2 separate regions of the Homo sapiens genome follow, and region 2 is linked to region 1. A link is a contact called in ENCODE Hi-C or POLR2A ChIA-PET data. All regions are on one chromosome and are shown on one strand. Each heading gives the region's core, a stretch centred on a gene start or an enhancer-like site at or near the end of the contact. The rest is flanking DNA. Distances are from core to core; before and after follow the strand shown.

Region 1 (6,778 bases), core at 2,262-4,761:
GGTGGATGTTTTTGTGGTTGTCATAACATGTATGTTAATGGTTACTATGAATTTGAAAACTGAGGCAGTAACTATGACTTTTTTTCCTCAAAGATTCACATGATCTTCAGGATTAAAACAAATGCGATTTGAAAGGAGGCTAACATTTTAAATTTTAACATAACCCGTATTTATTGGGTGGTTAATTATACTTCCTTTCTGCATAGATTTGAAATTAATATTTGAGAAAGATCAATCAACAGTTATGTGTCAAGATTAAAAATTTAAGATGGCCAAGTGAGCCTCCAGTGAGTTCATTCATTTGGCAGGTATTTTTGGAATACCTTCCATGTGGCTGGCTCTGTCCATAGCAGGGCCCGTGGAGCTGGCGGCAGGGCTGACAGAAAACGAAGCAGGAAATAGAAAAATATGTGATATGTCACAGGGCGATGAGTGCTGAGAAGGAAAATGAAGTTCACGTGAGAAGCAGTAGCAGCCCCAGCAAGGAACGGAGGTCATTGGTAAATCATAGTTTTAGGTCACAGAAATCATCTTCTCTTAAAAGTTAACGTATATACTAGATGTTTGTTTGGGCCCCCTGGCTGGTGCACAATATTATTTCAGCTATTTCCAGAAAATACTTAGAGTAAAGTTTTTATGGAAAAATGGGTTCTTGGTGTTGCCCCAACCCACCTGCTTCAATGACAATCAGGGCTCTTTTTGTATTGACTGAGCAGGGATCTGTTGGAGAGACGCGTTATCTCTGGGCTCTGTACCTGAATTATCCTTCTCTGGGGCATCGCATGGTGAGGGTTTTGATTTGAAGCATATGAGGAAGTGGTCCCCATGGAGCTCACCCATGGACCTGGGCTGTGAAAAGACAGACTTGTCTTGAATATATTTCTGGATTGGTTTTATAGGTGGGTGGATGGATGGATGAATGGATGGATAGATAGATACGGATAAGTCGAACGAGATAGATATGAAACATTGTGCTAATTCCATTATTCCTTCATAGCAAGGGAAGGAGTTAAGTGTTTACTAAGGGATGGCTGTGCTTGGGCACTTTACATGCACCGTCTCACCCCATCACATGGGGGTGAGATTACGTCTACTTGTGCTTACACCATGGAACATGAAGGAATGTTTTTCAAAGGGGCCAGTATATTTAATCCTCTAGGAAAAAAGCCAGATTGTAGTTGCTCCTTCCCAAAGAGTGGGGCACTTGGGGAAGGGTGGATCAGTAGAAAACTGAGCAGCAGGGAGCCTCTGTACAGGGTGCATAGGCTGATCCCGGAGGAGGCGTGAGTTCTGTGCGGTTGAGAGACCGTCATCTGTCATCTTGGAGGAAATTCTAAGCTAGGAAAGAGGTCGACGCAGCATCCCTCCACACTTTCACTTTAAGCAAGCACTTGATCTGCCGTGTGAAGAAACATCCTCATTCTTCAACTGAAGTCTTTTGAGTTGTTGAATTGCCACCACGCGGATAGTTACAATGAAAGCAAGCTGTTTGCATGCAGGAAGCCCATCTCATAAGCATGCTCTGAGAAGAGACGGGGACCGTGGATTTCTTGGTCTTCTTTCCATGAGGCCTTCCAAGAATTAATAAAGCAGATTCTTAATGGTTAGAACTAAGGCAGAGTCGAAATAGGAGACTTAATCTGTGTTTTGACTACATCCTCTGTTGTTGGTGACTATATTTTAAAACTTTTAAAGGTACTCAGGTCGACTGCTCATCCCTTCCTTCCAAAAATATTAATGGTGCACCTGCTGAGTGCAGGACCCTGTGCCTGAGTAATGCAGAGCTGCCCAGCAGGTCTCTGTGTTGCTGAGTTCTCGGTGAAGATGGGGATGGGAGACCTGTGCATGAGCAAGGCAGGCTGAGGCAGCAGAGACAGACTCTGTGGGGGGCTTGAGGGCCACCATACCCTGGACCTGCCTCCTCTCTGCAGCACCTGAGCTGCTTGATTGACCCATTTTAGGTGTGTTAAAAGTCCTATATTCAGTTTGGGTCTGAGGGCAAAGCATTCCCAGGCATTAGTTGTCTCCTCGAAGTCAGCAGAAGGAAGGATAGAGACTTCCTAGGCAAAGGCTAACGTAGCAGTTAAATTTTTTCAAATAAAAATCTCCTTCTCACAGAGCTTCTTAATAAGCTCCTGGCAAGGCTTCTATCAATGCATCCTGCCAGTAAAGAAGAAAGGAAGAAAGGTAAACAGCCTGGGCATCCCAGGCCTTCCTGGAACGTTCCTAGGATTGGCTGATTGTTTCTCATAGTTCTAATTAAATTGTTAGCCCCAGGGAAAGCACACAGACATCTGAACCGATTATGAATTCAGAATCGCAACTGAAATACCTCTGTTTAAATTTGTCTAGCTTTAATGCAAACCAAATCAATTAGCTGTCAGTCTGACTAATATTTACTCCACCCAGTCATTACAATTAAACACTTGGTGAAATTAGCTGTTTTATGGAAGTATTTAGTGTTATCTTTTATTGCAGTGCATCAGAACGTTTCCCTACGTTGGCAAAGCATTTTTATGATACCTTCACATCTGGAGAGTTGTGTAATTAATATTATTAACAAAAGGAAAAGATGATTTAATATTATTCAGAGACTTCGGAATGCGAGGCTGCCATTGTGTTCAAATGACCAAACTGGAAATGAATGTTATGGGGCTTAGGATAAAGTTCCATCAAATGCAGACGGTATCTTATTTTAATTAGTTCCAGTCCCTATTGTATAGGAGTGCTTTGATAAGTGATGGAATGTACAGTCCACCCCATGTCACATAAAAGCAGATAGAATGTACATTTGGGAAAGCAAAACAAAACTCAAGGGGGTGTCAGCAGCAGGACTCTGTTAAGCACGTGTGTGCACGCACACTTATTAGGCATCTTCTTCGCACTGATCCTGTACCGGAATGGTACAGTCATTTTCCTTGCATTCTTAATTACCTTTACTTGATGTTTTTCTTACCGTCTTTGAAAAGGGCCATTTTGCTCAGATTGCTTTGTTACTCAGCCCTGTCCTTGGAGGAACAGCCCAAGTGTTCGCAGTGTGCAGTTATCGGTCGCTGGGTTTTTCCAAGGCTTGTCATTTAAGCAAACTGAAAGCATTTGTTTTTAACTTGTTCTTTTGCCAAAAGTCTGGAGAAGGGTGGATATTACAGAAGCGTCGACCAATCACTGAAAGGGCTCACAAATTTTTTTAAAATTACTTGTTCTGATTATGTTCCAAGCTGGCTTATAGTTAGTCGTTGCTGCCTGTGTCTTCCAGACCTTACATTTTAGCATGATGACTTGGGTTCAGCTCTTTTCCTTCCCTACAGATCTCAGCCAGATTGGTGATGGAAATGGAAGGATAAAGATGTTCAGAGGGAGCCTTGGTGGCTCCTTCTAGGGCCGTAGGAGGCTTGGGTTCAATGCTTCATTTCAGTGCTTTAAAGCTTAGAAGTTGCAAAATGATTGCAAGGACCAGAGGAGGCATTCTGTTTTGTAGGATGGGACTTTGCCCCCGGAGTTTAATCAAAGCTCGGGTTTCCTTCCAGCAGTGATGCAATGTTGAAGCAGATCTTTCCATTAACCACAGATGGAATTTTATCTAACAGTTTTGTGTGCTAGAGCAATTCAAAGTGCAAACAAACAGAAAGTTCCTGACAAGAGCACATAGACAGTAAGTGACCACATTGGTCTCAGGGGTTGATGAACTGTGTCATGGGCTGAGGGCAGGGCCAGGCAGCTGCCCAGGGCCCAGAGGATTTGCCCACGTGGGGACGGTGGACTGCTCCCCCATGAGGGTGATCGAATGACAGTGACAAGTTGGCTGTTCACATTTTCAGCACCACCCAGCTGGTTCTAGTGGCATGGCTGCTAGGAATTGGTAAAAAGTTTGAATGTGTAAATTTACCTTAAAAGACAGCATTTTATTCTTTCACGACATGCTCTGCCCTTCCGCTTAGATATCTCAAAGACAATCCAAAGTCAGTATGTCCCAAACCCAGCTCACTGTCTCTGACCCTAGTCTGTCTCAGAGGGAAGCGCTCATCCGCATTCCACTGCAGTGCCAGCGGCCTCTCCTTCCCCCCTACACTTGTTCCACCTCCCGTACAACCTGGCCCTGCCATGTCCTGTGTCTCCTGCCCTAGGCCCAGCTCCTGTCATCTCTTGCCTGCACCACTGCACTGCCCTCCTTGCTGGCCTCATGTGGGCATCCTTGCCCCGGCCAGTCACCTCCCATGCTCCTGAGGGATCCTCTGAAATACGGCCACCACTGGCCTTTAAGATCCTCCTCGGGTGACTTTCGCTCTTTTTCCCTCTGCAGAGCTTTTGCACAGACGGCTCCCCACCTTCCCCTGCTGTTGCTCTCTTCCCCACCTTCCCCTCTGGGCTCCAATATCCCTGCCACCAGGAAGCCTGCTCAGAGGCTGCGGACTTGGCCTGCTCTTCTAGCAGTCGTATGTTTGTATTCTAGATCTGGCCCTAGAGTAGGAGCACACAGCAGTGTTTGTTGGGAACGATGACTAGTTCAGTTTGTTTGGGATCTGTCAGGGACAGACAGAGTCGGCAGGGGAGCTGCAGGTGGTTCCTGGGGGACCTGGATCGTCAGGCTTGGGAGGGCGTTCAGTGTTCCAGAACCAGAGGAGAGGCGATGGGAAGGCGGACTGACGCTGCTGTGCGGATGCCTCGGGAGAGAGGAACTTGGAGTTCAAAGCATGCAAGCCCATCTCTTGCCAATGCAACAGGAGGTTATCGAGGGTCAAGGCCACATATCATTTGCTTTTACTCCCTTACAAGTCCAGCAGCAACCCAGAGAACAGTAGACAATGCTTCCTGAAGCATATCTCAAGTTCCAGAGATGTGACTCCTATAAGCAAGTTGTGTGTAACATAAGCAACTTCTTTCTATGTAAATACTTTAGAAGTAAATTCTGACCCACCTTGGCTAAATTATGGAAAAATCCTAAATATAGTTTTCAGTTGACAAAGCTGTATCCTGTATTGCTGAAGCTAAAATAACAGAGGTACAGACAGTGACTGCATGTCAGACACGTTGAGCAGTGTTGGACCTCATAGTTTGTTAGTCTGCGGGGGCAGTTGTAACAAAGTCCCACAGGATGCGGGGACTTCAACCGCAGAACCGTATTGTCTCACACTTAGGAAGGTTGGAAGACTGAGATTACGGCGTTGGCAGGGTTGGTTTCTTCTGAGGTCTCTTGATCCTCACGTGGTTGTCCCTCTCTGCGAGTGGCTCTGTCCTAATCTCCTCTTCTCATGGGACACTGGCCAGATTGGATTAGGGTCCCCCGCATCATGACCTCATATTAACGTAACTACCTCTTTAAGGCCCTTATCTCCCATTACAGTCACGTTCTGAGCTACCCCGGGTTAAGATTTCAACATAAGAATTTAGGGGTTCACAGGTCAGCCCCTAACAATAGGTGAAGCTGGGCTCCAGCTGCCTCTTCTGTTGTCAGTGAGTGGAGGTGGGTGGCGGGCGGTGGGGAGAGGGGCACCTTCTGTCCCCTTTCAGCAAAATAAGAACTAACTTACAAATGAGTAGCTTTACTTTCCCAAAGAGCTTTCACACGCACTGTCCCATTTCCGTCATCGGCAGAGCGAGGACTTCCCTCTCTCATGACTGTTAAGCAGGGGTCTTCTGGCACCTGTAGTTTAACTTCAATGGAAAGAATTCAAGAAATGGTCTCTACGCTGTTGCAGTTATGGCTGCAGGGGAGGCAGTGGGGAGGGAGCTGGGCTCGCAGCTGCCTGGATGACACGGGAGGTGGTGGTGGGGGTGGCTTTCTAGGCTGAGTTAGAATGTCCTTTATTTTCTGGTTCCTCCTCCCCCTCCTCTACTGCCCGGGCTTACTCACTGGGTTCCCGCTGTGTGTTTGCCATGGCAGCCTGGGGTTTCCCGGCCCCACCCCTAGGTGAGCCAGTGCTGCGCCGGAGGTGGGCCTGGGCATCTCGCCATGATGGGCTCTCACGAAACCATGTAATCGTCTCTCACTTGTCACGATGGCCCTCTTGCCCTGCTGGAAGATGACAGCCACAGGACCAATCCCTCACTCGGAGAACTTGGATCTGCTTTCTGCCTCTGTCTAGCTTGGTTCAGTGGTTCTTAGCCATTTGGGGGAATCACAGGCCCCTTTGAAAAGCTGTTGGAAGTTGTGGGGCCTCTCGCTCTCCAGAGGAAAAAAGACATCATGCTCATGCCGGCACCATTTTGCATACAGTTCTGGGGTTTCTGGGACTCGAGCCTGTCCTTCCACTCCTTGAGGGACTGTGGGATCCAGGGCAAGATGGCTCCAGTGTGCTGCATGAATCGTCGCCTGTCAGTGAGAGAAGGGCCACGTTGCACATTATGCAGTGACGGGCACTTGTCGGGGAGTGGGATTTTTCTTTCTTTAAATTCACCAGTCAGCTTTCTCACTGAGCTCTTTAGCTGGTTGGATGTTGGCCCAGCGAGGTGCTCAGAGCAGTCAAGGTTGATGGGAATCAAGATCTAAGCGCCACAGACTGTTGAGTGCACAAGCTCTGAGAGAGGGACCGGTCCCAGCCCCTGCTTTACAGTGTGGAGGGAGAGGCCCAGGCAGGGTGCCCACCTCCCACACAGAGAGAATAACAGGCTTATTTTCTACGGTGCCCTGATTGTTCTCTCCTGGAGGAGGCTTTGGAGCTTGGTGGCTCCTGGGTGCCGAGGTATGGCCTCCGACTCCCTCCCTTGATATGCCCTGGTGGACAGTCAGGTCTGGCTTGCAGTCCCCTTGTTCTTTCACAGTTACAGAATAAAGTAACCT
Region 2 (6,778 bases), core at 2,863-5,362, 62 kb before region 1:
GAGTTTCAGGCTATTTTCAGTATCATTATCTTCTCCGCCAACACTGACAAATTTACCATGGTCGTGGTTTTCTTCGTTTTAATGACTGTTTGGTTGTGTTTTCCTTTGGGGATGGGGGCTGGTGGCGCTGCTGGCATCTGTGGCAAGGCCTCGAGGGAAGTGGATTTCTGCGGTGGTCACTGTGCCTTGCTGCCTTGTTTAAAATGAGACTTCATGGGACACACACAGCAAAGATGAAAGAGCAGAACCGTGGCATGTGAGGGACGATTAGGGCCAGGCTGGGCCATTAAGGCCTGGTCTAAAAGGTGCCCAGACACCTATTGACATGACACGTCCTAACTGCTCCCCAGACACCAGGATTAATCCACTGTGTCAGTTTGCTTCGTGTCCCTAATGTCTGTCAGCAGGAGCCTCTTCGTGCCTGATGGAGCTGGGGAGGGGAGGATGTCAAGGTGGATGCTCTCGGCTGGAAAAGCTCTCCAATGATGGGCTGTAACGAAAGTTTGTGACATTTCGATAGCTCTTTGCCTTTTAATGTGCGCATCTGGGGACAGCCCGTTACCTGCTTTTCTGCCTTGATCCATCATTTTTCTCTGGACCAAATCTCAAAATAATACAGCACAGAAAGAACTCTGGGTTCGAGATGGCAAGTGCAGCCTGCTCTCTGCTAACCCGACAAAGTGTTGATGAGTCAGAACTTCTGGGTAGCACACAACACTGCTGTGTATGGCTGACAAAAATGTCCAGCTTGTAAACAATTAGGAAACAGTTCAATAAAATATTCATGGGCACCATTTAACCCATGACTCAGGCAGACTCCTTACAATCTTGACACTGATAGTCTGAACATTGTCATTCTTCTACATGTCTTCAGAAGGGCTGGTAAATATTGAACTACAGTTAATAGGTTCTTGGATAAGCCAGATTCGCAGGCCCTTAACCTCACGCCTTCTCCCTTTACCTCCATGACATGATGTTTGAACCTAGAAGACAGGGTTGTCGACATCTTCTCCACCGTGCGGAGCCCTCGGTGCCAAGAGTGGTGGGTGTCCCCGTGGCCTCCCGCCTGGGGTCTGAGCTGCCGCACGATCCATTTGTCACCTCTGAAGTGTATCTCACCGTGGGCACTGGGAGCAGCAAATGGTTGTTCTGTTCTTACCTGCTCGATCCACACAAAGCTGGGAAGGTTCATGGGTGCCTAATCTCACAGGACAGACATGACGACACTGTGAATTCACACTGGGTCTCATCAGGGATTTCACTGTTCTTCCAGAGAGAGCAAGTGTCTTACTGACCACCAGAAAACATTTTTGGGGGAGGGGGAAAATAACTAGAAAGTGGAGGAAAGGTAAAATAGAAAATTCAAGGACAAATAAGATGCTAAAGAAAATGATGAAGTAGAATGAATGAGAATTGCTTGGAGGGGGTGCCTCTGGCTTGGATGGCTGTCCATTTTGCTGAGGTGTCTGGGGTTGACCACGGGAGGAGGGAAGAAAGCTGAGCGGGGAAGACCAGGCATACCTAACTAATGGTGTGGGTGATGTGATATTCCTGCTAGCCCTCATCGGTCCTGGGGCGTGGCTCCTTCTCGCCTTTGCTCTTCCTGTCTTGGAGCGGATTGAGGCTGGGACGAGAAGAGAGATGGGCCAGCAGAAGGGCTCTTCCCCCATTCCCCCAAACCCTTCCTGAAATACCAGCTGGCAAAACTTCTCGAATGTGCAGTTTCGGAACTATCACAGCTTCCATGAATATCAGATGTTCCATTTAGTTCTTGATCTCTCTCCCCTCTGTCTCTTTTGTCACTTTTATTTATTTTGTTGTTTTAATCTTCCTGGAGGCCTAATGGGCTGTATTTGAGATCAGTAGGATACTTTTAATGGTTTAAGTTGCCATGATTCCAGGCCCCAAGAGAAAATGTTCTGTATTTTTTCAACCAAAACCTGTGCCTGCCACTTCTTTTTAAAATATTAAGGATGCATTTCCCTAGCCAGTCCCAGCTTGAGCATTTGACCCTCCTGCCCACCCAGAGTTGCCAGATTTAGCAAATAATAATACAGGACAGACACTCAGGTAAATTTGAATTTCAGATAAATAAAAAATAATTTTATGAGTGCAAGTGTATCCCAACTTTTGTGTGAGGTACGCTTAAACCAAAAGTGTTTTCATTGTTTATCTGAAATTCAAATTTAACTGGGCATCTAGTATTTATTTGGCAATCATACCAGCTGATTCCTCAACCATTCTTTGGAAACATTTAATCCCAAGTTCTTACACAGCAGACACATTTAATCATACTTACTGCCTAGCAAGTATACATACTTTTTTTTTTTTTTTTGAGACGGAGTCTTGCTCTGTCACCCAGGCTGGAGTGCAGTGGCGCGATCTCAGCTCACTGAGAACTGGGTGAGTCTCACTGGGAACTCCGCCTCCCAGGTTCACGCCATTCTCCTGCCTCAGCCTCCCGAGTAGCTGGGACTACAGGCGCCCGCCACCACGCCCGACTAATTTTTTTGTATTTTTAGTAGAGACGGGGTTTCACTGTGTTAGCCAGGATGGTCTCGATCTCCTGACCTCATGATCTGCCCGTCTCAGCCTCCCAAAGTGCTGTGATTACAGGCATGAGCCACCGTGCCCGGCCCGTATTCTTTGTTCATGATGTCTCTACCTGGATGCATGCAGGATGTCTCCGACAGTGAGCTTCCAAAGGAAGTCCCTCTGAGTGGCTTAGAGGGCTGTACTCACAGTAGGGGCTGATGGCACAGATCGCTTTAGGAAGGTGGTGAGTGGGAGGTGGTGGTGGGGAAAACAAGACTTACCGGTTTACCAGAGGCAGGGATCAGGGTGGGATCGGGAGGGAATAGGATTTGGCGCTGTTTTCACTGAATTCTGGAATTGTGGTCTGGCTCTGGGAATCACCTGGGAGGTCAGCCCCTGGAGGGGAAAGGCAGCCCCTCCTCAACGTCTGCGACAGGTGCCCTCCTACGCTTCCCAACCCCTCCCAGTGTGGGCAGTTCCCCAGCTCACAGGCAGCACACGCAGGTGGAAACAGCTCTACCTGTCGGCTCACCCTCTGGCGAAATTCTACTTTCAGACCAGGAAAGCTGAGAGGGGTGGAGGGTGCCTCGCTGAAGTCACAGTGCTCGGGCCAGGCCTTCCCATGCCTCACCTTTCTCCACTGGACCCCGCTTGTTCTTTTCGGCCTGTGAGAAGGCCACAAACAGTTGTTACTTTTTCAAGTCAAAGAGGGTATGCGTCCTGAAGACATGATCAGAGATGTCATTAAGTGTGCGCGTGTATAGGGCGGAGTGAGGCCCAGGAGGTGGAGTGGTGCGGCTCTCAGGTCACGGACATGGAATTCCTGACTCTGCCTGCTCCCGGCGGCCTGCTGGCCTGTCAAGGGGAGAGCACAGTGAGTGACAAGAGGATTTATTTCCACCAGCCAGAGAATGGCTCATAATTTACAGCCCGCTGAGCCAGCCTCTACCACGGCATTAGAGCCTTCCTTTTGTAGACAGTAATAAATTGTCTTATCCCCGGTGCTGACATAACATGCTCCTTTTTAAGTGCGCCATAATTTTCATTTTTAAGGGAATATTCATATTGGATGGCAGAGCTCATGGGCATCTGAATACTTCTCTGGAGAGAAGCCTTTTTTTTTCTTTTTTAAAAGAAGATATAATTCAGCTCCTAAATGCCACTAGCAGGGATAGGCTTGACTTCTAAAGCGACATTAGGGGCAGAATTTGGGGACATTGTAGACCCTTCATAGACAGTGACTTGCCCCTCATCAGTAGGCATCAAAAGGATCAAGCCCCTGCAGGATGCACGTCCTTTGACTGTCCGCCTTGCTGCCTTTGCACGATGGTGGCCAGGGAGCTGGGGCGGCCTCGGGCTTTTCCATCCCAAAGGACGGGCTTCCCCGCCACCAGGGGGACTCACTCCCTTGAGCTCCCCCTGGCAGGAGGGGCCTGGGGGTGACAGGCAGACAGTAAAGGAGTCTGAAGCCTGCCCGGGGGGTTCCCAGCTTGGGATCATGGGGCTGCCGAGTCCGGGCACCGTGTCTCTCTCCTTCTGCATCCTCCAGGGGGCAACAGTGCAGCCTGCTGATCCCCAGTGAGCGGTTCTCCCCGGGGCACAGTCCTGGAGGGGGATGCCACAGATGGTCCCTGGTCACCAGGGAGTCCTCGGGCCTGTCTCCTGTTTCTACCGACCCGTGGGGATGGGCCAGCCGGGGTGTCCTTCTCCCCTCCCGTCAAGGTTCTTGTGCCTGGGTCCTTATCTGAGGATGCCCTCACGGCGTGGCAGGAAGAGATGGGGCCGGGTGGCTGCCCAGGCTCCTCCCTCTGCCTTTGCCTTGTGCCTTCACAGCCACCCATTCCAGAACCCTAACTGTTCACCTGACAAGACCTCAGGCAAAGCCCTGGCTCCCTCGGAGGATCGGGGCTTTCTTGTTTGTAAAACAGGACACGGACTTTAGGAGCTCAGACACGAATGCATGCAAAAGCCTTACAGAGGGTTCAGGAGAGGTGAGTTTTTGTCTCCTCCTCTGCTCCTTCTTTCTTCACTGCCTGTTTCCCTCCTTTCACCAGGCACGTAGGGGAAGGAGCTGAGGTCCCCAGGCTGTGCAGTCCTTCTAGGTCTGGGCTGTGGAGGGAGAGGAGAGGCTGGCCTGGGGGTCTCTGCTGGGGGAGATACAAGTCCGGCCTGTGGGGTTGGCCAGCCTGGGGCATGTCTGTGTTAACTCAGACACACCCACACAGACACTTCCAGAACCAGGCATGTTTACAAGTAGCAATGAGGTATTGCTAAACCTCTGGCCTGATGAGAACAGCTCTCACATAATGCTGTCTGAGTGCCAGGCCCAGGTCCAGGCACTGTACACTAATTCATTTAAGGTGGACACAAATATGCCCATTTTATGCTCAGCTGGGAAAACTGAGGCCCAGAGAGGTCAATGGACTCATCTGAGGTCAGGCAGCTGGGAGGTGGCCGAGCTGGGATGAGAACCCAGGTGGTCAGGGCTGGAGCCTCTTCCCTAGCCACAGTGCCCCTCTGCCTCTTCTCCTCCTGCCTGAGCAATCCCACTTCACTTGGACCATCCCCTGCCTATTCCAGGAGACAGGACTTGAGTGTCACTTCCCCTCCTGCTGTCTTGTGGCCCTGCCATGCACTGTGGCAAGTCTTCTGTTATCTTCTGCCTGAGAGGCCGTGACTAAGAAGGTTCCAGACTTCCCGTCTATCAAAGGTGAGGACTGAATTAGACTTTCTTCTTGACAGTGGTGATCACCTGTGACCTGTGACTGGTACATGCTCAGGAGGGAGTATACTGTTCCACTTTGCTGATTTCTAATGAAAGATTACTTTTACAGGATGGAGGGAGAAAGGGCTCCGAAGGAGAAGGAAGAAGAATAAGGGCATTGGCCTCAGTCCAGATGAAAAGACCCAGATGCAAAATTATTTGGGCCACATATGTGTTGTTTGCTTATCAAATTTTCAACCTTTGAAAAATCACAATATTGGATGGTGGGAATCAGTAGCATTGCTGGAGTTCCTGTGGGTGGCAGGAGTTGGACATTGTGGCAGGTGACCCTGCAAAGGATAAACACAGAACCTGCAGAGGGTAAAGGATTTCCCAAGTCTCACTCCTGGAGGGAGGGGCACAGGCATGAGCAGCCTATCGGGCCCCATGTCATGCAGCTATGTTCTCTGCTGCTGGTGAGCTTGGCATCGAAAGAAAACATAGCAGGAATGATTTTGTCTGGGTTGGGGATTTGGGGGAGTTTAGACTATAAATAGTGAGGAGGATATAAAAAGCCTTAAGAGGATTTTTGGAAGCCCTAAATCCACCACATAGACCAAAGCAAGTTAACAGGAACCACTTCGGTTTTAGTGAGGTCTAAATGTGACTCAGCATAGTGCCCTCCCCTCCACTGTTCCCTTCCAGCTGTCGTGGTTCACGTGTCCGCTGTCACCACAACCCTTGCCAGCATCTGCCAAACCAAGGGCACGTGTGTCAGGAGGTCTGCTGCCAGCATGCCAGCTGCCAGGTGCTGCCTAGCCTTGAATTACGGCCTGGCTCACTCCCTAAGGGAAGGCATCATTGGCAGCCTCTTCTGCAGCAGAGAAAACGGAAGCATAGGAGGGTAGGTGCCTGGTCCAGGGTCACACAGCCAGCAAGTAGTGGGCTGGATTCCACACTCAGCCGAGGCCCACTCTGCTGATTCTAGCATAATTTCTTCAGGATCACCTTTTGAGTGGACCTCAGCTGCGTGTGGGAAGGAACCTGCTTGCCTCTGTGCCTTGCTTCTTGGACACCTGCGGTCCCAGCCTTCTCTTTTCTGTGGGCCCTTATTTCATTTAATACATGGACTCATCATAAAACCCCTTTGCACTCCTGTAGCCCCAGCTCAGGAAGCCTGAAGCCCACCCCGGTCACCGAGGTGCTCAGAATCGATGGAGATCCAGAGTTGAAACCTCCCTACGTTTGGTCCTGTGTCCCCAGGGTCTGCTGCCGGCTCCTAGATACCTACAAACAGGTCTTTACTGTTGACTCTTTTAGGAACATCACTGTGGCCTAATAGTGAGGGAGTGACATTTAGGATGATGGCCGACCATCTCATTTATAGGAAAAACCCAGGGCTCTAACACATATTTTAAAAATCACTGCACTGCTGGCACAGCCCTGCCACCCAGCATTGTATTAGCCAACTCCTTCCCAAGGCTCTGGGAGAGGCTGCAGTGGGAACATTCCAGATCAGAGGTTCTGCCTTGTTTAAAT

Evidence for each region. A loop is a pair of places that touch in the nucleus more often than their neighbours do. ChIA-PET counts read pairs that join two places held with the same protein, here RNA polymerase II (POLR2A). Pooled maps may share reads with other maps.
Region 2: a loop to region 1 is called in a map of HepG2, with 8 times the contacts of the local background. The contact joins two enhancer-like sites. A Hi-C loop is called at or near these places in 7 of 168 maps with a recorded cell type or tissue (HepG2, Right ventricle myocardium inferior, gastrocnemius medialis and 4 more) and 4 of 50 pooled maps. POLR2A ChIA-PET finds 5 or more read pairs at or near these places in 2 of 52 experiments (A673 and HepG2).

Annotation. Positions count from the first base shown.
Region 1 is chr15:101,436,469-101,443,246 of GRCh38, reverse strand. All of the region lies in intron 2 of PCSK6 (proprotein convertase subtilisin/kexin type 6), which reads left to right. Among named protein-coding and RNA genes, the nearest start is that of PCSK6, 50 kb to the left of the region's middle. Within about 2 kb of position 3,511, at least 9 of the 41 ENCODE cell types and tissues checked have a DNase peak (open chromatin) inside an H3K27ac peak, as active enhancers do; they include gastrocnemius medialis and psoas muscle, where a contact is called at or near this core.
Region 2 is chr15:101,499,370-101,506,147 of GRCh38, reverse strand. No RefSeq gene overlaps it. Among named protein-coding and RNA genes, the nearest start is that of PCSK6, 13 kb to the right of the region's middle. Within about 2 kb of position 4,112, at least 4 of the 41 ENCODE cell types and tissues checked have a DNase peak (open chromatin) inside an H3K27ac peak, as active enhancers do; they include gastrocnemius medialis and psoas muscle, where a contact is called at or near this core.